Linked DNA regions of Homo sapiens: region 1 is linked to region 2. Evidence: chromatin contacts called from ENCODE Hi-C or POLR2A ChIA-PET data. All regions are on one chromosome and are shown on one strand. Each heading gives the region's core, a stretch centred on a gene start or an enhancer-like site at or near the end of the contact. The rest is flanking DNA. Distances are from core to core; before and after follow the strand shown.

Evidence for each region. A loop is a pair of places that touch in the nucleus more often than their neighbours do. ChIA-PET counts read pairs that join two places held with the same protein, here RNA polymerase II (POLR2A). Pooled maps may share reads with other maps.
Region 1: a loop to region 2 is called in a map of OCI-LY7, with 5 times the contacts of the local background. The contact joins two enhancer-like sites. A Hi-C loop is called at or near these places in 1 of 168 maps with a recorded cell type or tissue (OCI-LY7) and 4 of 50 pooled maps. POLR2A ChIA-PET finds 5 or more read pairs at or near these places in 1 of 52 experiments (OCI-LY7).

Annotation. Positions count from the first base shown.
Region 1 is chr10:330,807-334,981 of GRCh38, forward strand. All of the region lies in intron 29 of DIP2C (disco interacting protein 2 homolog C), which reads right to left. Among named protein-coding and RNA genes, the nearest start is that of ZMYND11, 200 kb to the left of the region's middle. Within about 2 kb of position 2,690, at least 4 of the 41 ENCODE cell types and tissues checked have a DNase peak (open chromatin) inside an H3K27ac peak, as active enhancers do; they include OCI-LY7, where a contact is called at or near this core.
Region 2 is chr10:509,009-512,662 of GRCh38, forward strand. The region is part of intron 1 of DIP2C (disco interacting protein 2 homolog C); the gene reads right to left. Among named protein-coding and RNA genes, the nearest start is that of DIP2C-AS2, 120 kb to the right of the region's middle. Within about 2 kb of position 2,208, at least 13 of the 41 ENCODE cell types and tissues checked have a DNase peak (open chromatin) inside an H3K27ac peak, as active enhancers do; they include OCI-LY7, where a contact is called at or near this core.

The sequences.
Region 1 (4,175 bases), core at 1,440-3,939, 180 kb before region 2:
ACACAATTTTTTTTTTTTTTTTTTGAGACAGGGTCTCACTCTGTCACCCAGACTGGAGTGCAGTGGTGTGATCTGGGTTCATTATAACCTCTGCCTTTCAAGCTGAGGCCATCCTCCCACCTCAGTCCCTGAGTAGCTGGGACTACAGATGCACAACACTATGCCTGGCTAATTTTTTTTTTTTTTTTTTTTGTAGATACGGTTTCGTATTGTTGCCCAGGCTGGTCTCAAACTCCTGGCTTCAAGTACTCCTCCTATCTTAGCCTCCCAAAGTGCTAGGATTATAGGCATGAGCTGCCATAAGAGGCCTACGCAAAATTTTATCAGTGAAACAGCACTATGATTAACGAGTTAGGCCTTGTTAACTACTATGCTATAATACTAAAGCCAGTTCTTTAATGTAGCCAATCTCATCTAAAAATTTTCATAATTGTTTATAAGAGAATCCAACTAAAGAAATGTAAGGAAGTTAGGTTGGCTAACAAAATTTATTTCAAACGGGACCCTTAGTATGAAAAACTACTCTTCGGCAAATGTGACAAAGGCGTTTTTGGGCAATTTTCCATTTCTTTCCTCATTCTTATTCCAAAGCTTGATTTATTCTTTTCAAAAGGACACATAGCCCTCTGTGTCTGTGGGTTCCTCACCCCTGGCTTCAACCATGAATCAAAGATATTCATGAAAAAATCTGCATCTATACCTAACTTGTAGATTTTCTTATCATTAGTGACTAAACAACATAGTACAACTATTCACACAGCATTTACATTGTGTTAGGTATTACAAGTAATCCAGAAATTATTTAAAACATGAGAGAGGAAGTGCATAGGTGATGTGCTCGTATGATGCCATTTTATATCAGGGACTTGAGCATCCTCGCTCTTTGCTTTCTGCAGTGGTCCCGGAACCTATCTCCTCCGTGGACACCGAGGGACGACTTTCTAGCAAATAGTGACCTTTCCAAGGGTTTAATACTTTGAGAACAGGGTTAGGCACATAAGGGGTGAATATCAGGCCTCGAATTTTTACTCTGCTGTAAACTGGCCATTTCATCTTAGTTTTAAAAATTTTACTGTGGTAAAACATATGTAACATAACATTTACCATATTAACCACTTCTTTTCTTTTTTTCTGAGACAGAGTCTTACTTTGTCACCCAGGCTAGAGTGCAGTGGTGTGATCACAGCTCACTGTAGCCCTGACCTCATGGGCTCAAGTGATCCTCCCACTTCCCAAGTATCTGGGACTAGAGGCACGTACCACCATGACTGGGACTAGAGACTAGAGGCACATACCACCATGACTGGCTAACTTAAAACTTTTTTTGTGGAGATGGGGTCTCACTATGTTGCCCAAGCTGGTCTTGAACGCCTAGGTTCAAGCAATCCTCCTGCCTCGGACACCCAAAGTCATTTTAACCATTTCTAAGTGTCCCTGGAAGTGGCTTCCTCAAAAATACACATCAGCATTAATGATTTGCTCTGTCAGAATTGTCAGCACACAACGGGCTTGGGAACCCAGTGTGAATTCCTGGCCAGAGAATTTCAAATATACTTGTGAAAACTAAATATAGTTTCACCTCCCTCCTCATCACCATAAATAAGAAATCAACATTAAGAAAACACAAATCTTGACAGCAGAAACAAATAGAAAACCCAACTCATGATTTCCTAATTGCCCTTACCTCACTCAATACAGCAAATTTTGATTAATTGCTGTATTAGCCAAAATTGATTTTTGGCACTGGCAATAAATTCTGCTATGGACAAGACAAACCTACTTAAGAGCAGGTTGCTTATTCTCAAGACATTATTCTCTGAGAATGTTGGGAACCTGAGCTGTTCTTCAGATCTTAACTTCAAAAAGAATAAAAATAGACATTTTGGTAAGTAATACACATTCGCACATTAGCAATTTGATGATTTCAGATTACTAACCTGACAAAATATACCAACAACTGAAAACTCTCCTAACTTGGGAATTCAACAAGACAGGTTCATCTCACCTGGGGGTCCTGGGTCATACCCTGTCTGCCAGCAGGCATGCCATCCAGCCCAGGGTCTCCCTACACACTTGAGTTACTGCAATGAAGCACTTTATTATTTTTTATTGTTGAGACAGAGTCTCACTCCGTCGCCCAGGTTGGAGTGCAGTGGTGCATTCTTGGCTCAATGCAACCTCTGCCTCCTGGGTTCAAGTGATTCTCCTGCCTCATGCTCCTGAGTAGCTGGGATGACAGGCGTGTGCCACCACGCCAGGCTAATTTTTGTATTTTTAGCAGAGACGAGGTTTCATCATGTTGGCCAGGCTGGTCTCAAACTCCTGACCTCAAGTGATCCACCCACCTCAGCCTCCCAAAGTGCTGGGATTACCTGCATGAGCCACCGCACCCGGCCTATTCTTTTTAAAACACCCGTCGGCTTTATTTAGGTATACTTTGCATACCCTAAGTTTCACTCATTTTAAGCACAGAATGGCTTTTAATAAAATTGAAGAGTTGTAAAATGGTCACTACTCTAGAACATTCCCATCACCTGAAAGGGATCCCGTGTCCATCTGCAGTCAGTCCCATTTCCAGCCCTAGCCCCAGTCATCATTCTACTTTGTTTACAAATTTGCCTTTTCTGGACACTGCCTACCACACAGCCACACTTCCCTCCCTCAGCAGGTGCTTCTGAGCTCATCCTGTGCAGAAGCACCCACCATGTGGACGTGGCAGGCGTCACCTGTTCAGTCACCTGCTAGCGGATACCTGGATTGTTTCCTTGTGTTGACCGAGGTTCCAGGGAACTTACACCAAGTCTCTGAGTGGATGTTCGCTTTCCTTTCTCCTAGGAGTGCAGCTGCTGAGTCAATGCAGCAAGTCTGCTTAATTAAGATCATGCCAAACAGTGGCTTCCCCATTTTACATTCCCACTATCAATGTATGAGAATTCGTTTTTCCACCTTCTTGGTTACTGTTGCTTTGCAGTGTAAGTTTTGAAGTCAGAAAACACGAGCTCTCCAACTTTATTTCCTGTGTTTTCGGTGACAGCATTCTAGTGGGTGTGAAGTGGTATCTCACTGTGGTTTTAATTTGCATTTCCCTAATTAACGCTAGGTATCTTTTCACGTCCTTATTGGCCATTTGTATGTCTTCTTCTGGTGAGATATCTATTCAGATCTCTTGCCCGTGTTTATGTTGCTTGTTTCTGAGTTTTGAGTGTTTATTACATAGGCTGGGTGCAGTGGCTCACGCCTGTAATCCCAGCACTTTGGGAGGCTGAAGCGGGCAGATTACTTGAGGTAAGGAGTTCAAGACCAGCCTGGCCAACATGGCAAAACACTGTCTCTACTAAAAATACAAAAAAAATAGCCAGGTGTGGTGGTGCATGCCTGTACTTCCAGCTACTTGGGAGGCTGAGGCAGGAGAATCACTTGAACCTTGGAGGCAGAGGTGGCAGTAAGCTGAGATCAAGCTACTGCACTCCAGCCCGGGTGACAGAGCAAGACTGTCTCAAAAAAAAAAAAAAAAAAAAAGAAAAAATTTATTACATAGGTGCTTAGAAGTGCTTCATGAGATTTATAATTTGCAAATATTTTTTCCCAGACTGTGGCTTGTCTTTCTACTTAATTCTGTCTTTTGATATACAAAAGTTTTAAATTTTGTTCCAGTCCAGTTTATCAGTATTTATGTAGTATACCTTTGATGAACTCTGTGCCTAACCAAGATTATGAAAATTTACTCCTGTGTTTTCTAAAATTTTTATAATTTTTGCTCTTACATTAAGATCTATGATCCACTTGAACTAACTTAGGTATATGACGTTGAGTCAAGGTTTAATCTTTTTTCCTTTTCATGTGAATGTCCGAATTTCCCAGCATCTGTTGTTGGAAAAACTTTTCTTCATTGAATTGCTCGGGTAACTCTATTAAAAAATTATTTGACCATAAATATAAGGGTTTATTTCTGGACTCTCAATTCTGTTTCTCATATATATAATCACTCTATCTCAATGCCAGTACATTGTTCTGGTTATTGCAGCTTTGCAATATTTTTGAAATCAGGAATGAGAAGTTCTGAATTCTCCAATTTTGTTAACCTATTTTAAAACTGCTTTCACTATTGTGGGTCCTTTATATTTACTTCAGGATATTATCAATTTCTGCCCCAAAAAACCCCCAAAAAATAGCCT
Region 2 (3,654 bases), core at 958-3,457:
GTCCTCGCTAGAACACTGACTCCCACCTCCCATGTCCTGAACCGGCCTGTTCCAGGGACTGCTGTGGACAGACGAGCAGGCCCAAGATATCTAGTGGCATTTCCTGGCAAGGACACTCACGATGCTTGACCATACAACTAGGGGTCGATTGGTTTTTTAGACTGACTGTAATTCCCTGGTGGCACGCGTGGATACTGATTCACCCGGGGAGGGGCATAGAGGAGACTGAAGGAAAACCCGTCCTAACCGCGCCAGGTATTCCCGCACGCACCGATATCTTCAGACTTCTGCAGCATCCTCCTCCTACAGACAAACTGAAGCTCAGAGACACTAAGGAGCTTGTCCAAGACCAGCAACAAGTATGTGAGCAGCTGGGATTCAACCAGGTCCTTCCCTGGATCCATCCGCGCTGCTCCCCCTCCCACCCCGAGGCAGCTCCAGATGGACACAGCAGGTCGGAACATCCCACACCCCAAAGACAGACTACGGAGCAGAGCCGGCTTCCGCAGCGGAAACTCACACACAGCCCATTCCCATTCTTGCCGAATATCTCAGGGACTCTGTGCGGTAAGGGCTGCAGGTGTGACCTCACTCTGCGCCAGGAGATCCGGGTGGTAGGCAGTGTTTTGGAGGGTGCTCGTCCAGACGAGAGAGAGGCATCTAAGGGGGCTCATAAGCAGATCCATGAGACACAGGACACCTCAGAGAAGGGCCGACAAACCCCACAAAGTCGCTCCCATCCTGGAGAGCAGCTTGGAGAGGACGGGGCGCCGCAGTCTCCTCCCAGCCCACGCTTCGGCATGGAGAGCAGCTTGGAGAGGACAGGGCCGCCGCAGTCTCCTCCCAACCCACGCTTCAGATGGGTCTCGCTGCAGCCTGTGGTGCTCATCAGGCTAAGCAGCAAGAGGAAGCTTCCCAGGGCAGGAGTTCTCCTTTCACAGCAAAAGTGGCACAGGCAATGCAGCAGGGCTACTTCAGCCCAGGGCTCAGGAACCACGGGGTGCAGCGCGGCCTGCAGCAAACCAGACACATCAGAAGCCAAGGTCCCACTTTAACATTCAGTGACATCGAACGGAGGGAGTTATCTGTAGCAATCGCCTTCCTGGGGGACCCGTACAACACGCATGACCACTGAAACTGACTGAGTCCCTTCTAGGTCCTGGGGGCTACCCCACTTTACACTCATTGGTTCCATTCACAAATCTATGTGGGGCAGTTGTTAGCCCCAGTTTAGAGATGAGGAAAATGCTGCTTGGAGAAACTAAATGATAAAACCAGACTTCAACACACCTTGCCGTCTCCAAGACCCCTGCTCTGTGTCCTAGGGTCTCAGGGGCTGGGTATTCGGCATTTTAAGTGACTAATCATAGGCAGTTTTCTTCTCTCCTGCACCTATATTTAGCCTGAACGTGCACGTACATGCTCAGCTGCAGGTGCACTGCCGTATGTGGACCAGCAACGCTCTTTCCCGCCTGGGGTTCTCGTGACCACCTTCCGGAAAGCTCTCGCCTGCTTTACAGCCGTGCCAGGCAGGCCTGGGCAGCCGCACAGTGAAATTACTGCAGGGTCAGAGCCAAGTGCTGGCTGAGATTTTAACAGCGAAGACAGCAGAGCAATGGGGATAAGCTGAACAAAACTCTATTGCAGCACAGACGGAAATCTAGAAGCAAAAGAAGCTGACACCCCTGAGAGAGCAGCTGACTGCATCTCACTGTGACGTTAACAGCAGCCTGCTGTTTCCAGCGCCTCCGTGTGCCGGGGTTTCCAGTCAGCATTTGTGTTTATCTGCTCTTGAGCTGCCTGATCAAACCTCCGTAAAGATCAGGGATATCTAAATTGACCCAATATCTGCATGCTGGCTGCTCAGAGCTGGTGGTGTGGGACAGCCAGGACATCACTTAGTCATACGGGGGCACAAACATGTCACTTGCCACTCATGTCTTTATCTCATTAAAACCTATTTTCTCCTGAATATTGACCACAGCAAAGTCTATTAGCCTTCGAGATGCAGTTGAAACATCGACGTGCTTTGTTCAAGAGGTTTAAGACACACGTAAGTCTTTCTTGCCATGCTCAATACACACAGCCGTTTCTGAAGTCGGTGTTTCTGGAACAAAAGCCTTGGCCTGCCCCAGTGAACATTCACGCTGAACACACTGTCGCGATGCTGCTTGGCCAGCCAGCAGGGGGCAGGAGAGAGCAGCAGGTGCCAGCGTGGAGTTCCTGCAAACTCGCCTCAATCAAGGGCGGTGTGTCCTGCCAATCCAGCGGCTTCCTCCAAGGGGAAGCGGCCTCTTCAGCTGCCACAGCACTGATTTCAGGCGGCTCAGCCAATGGGGCAACAGATTCAACAGAGTTCCATGTCGTTAAAGGAAAACTTCTGTTACCAGGCAACCTTAATATCAGATTCAACGTAAAATAACCAACAAGATTGTTTCCAAACCAAGGTGCTACTAGTGCCTTATCCTTCAATGCTGCTTAAACACGGAGAAGTATGAGGAAAAAAGAACATAGCATTTACTTCTTAAAAAATAACACGTCTTCCAGGTTCATTTTACCCATAAAGACTTAGAACTGTGGCTTCCCTAGAGGAACGTGGTGGGAGGTGGATCCCGACACTGACCCAGCCTCCCCCCACAAGTCAGTCACCCCTCCACGGGGTTCACACCTCTCCAGGCCCTGTCACCTCAACAATGAAGGGTGGCGGCTCCGAGCTCTCTTCACAGGGAGCACCGAACAGGAGCTAGAGAGAGACACAGACACACCCACAACCGCTTAAAAATCCTGAAATGCAATACATATTTAAGGACTTCATTATTAGTTTTTCAAAACTGTAAGAACAAAGTGAGCCTGGCTTTAACCTGTGTGACACGATAACACCGTGTATATCTGTCCTTTACTGTCTGTTCCTTCTCCAGCTGCTGCTGCCTGGCTGGCCGACTGCGGGAGAAGAGCCTCTGGTACTCCCGGGAGGCCCTCGGTAAAAGCGTGAGCACCACAATCACCTCTCAGGACACCGCACACGTTAGGGTCGCCCACAGACGGCCGTTCCCAGTGCCTTCTTACAAAGGCATGAACGGGCCTCCTGCTCTTTGTAAATGTCAACCTTCCTAAGCAATGTCGTGTTGACAATTTTTAACTGCAGTCCACCTATACTTCTTTGTTTCTGTCTTGTTTTTATCCTAGAGGCATATTATTATGGAAAATTAAATTTGCAAGGTTGAAGCGTTTTTTAAAGTTGACTTCTAATCCTGGAAGGGAAAAAAATGGGCCAGATGTGGTGCTCACACCTGTAATCCCAGCAGTTTGGGAGGCTGAGGCAGGCAGATTGCTTGAGCCCAGGAGCTCAAGACCAGCCTGGGAAACATGGCAAAACCCTGTCTCTACTAAAAATAAAAAATAAAAATAAAAATAAAAAATTAGCTGGGCGTGGTGATATGTATCTAGTCCCAGCTACTCAGGGTGCTGAGGTGGGAGGATCACCTGAGAGGTGATCACCCAGGAGGTGAAGGCTGCAGTCAGCCAAGATTTGCGTTGCTGCACTCCAGCCTGGGCGACAGAGTGAGACCCCATCTCAAAAAACAAAAAGCAAAAACAACTGTATACATCATTATAGAAAGGAGCTGGCCGGGCAGTGGCTCACGCCTGGAATCC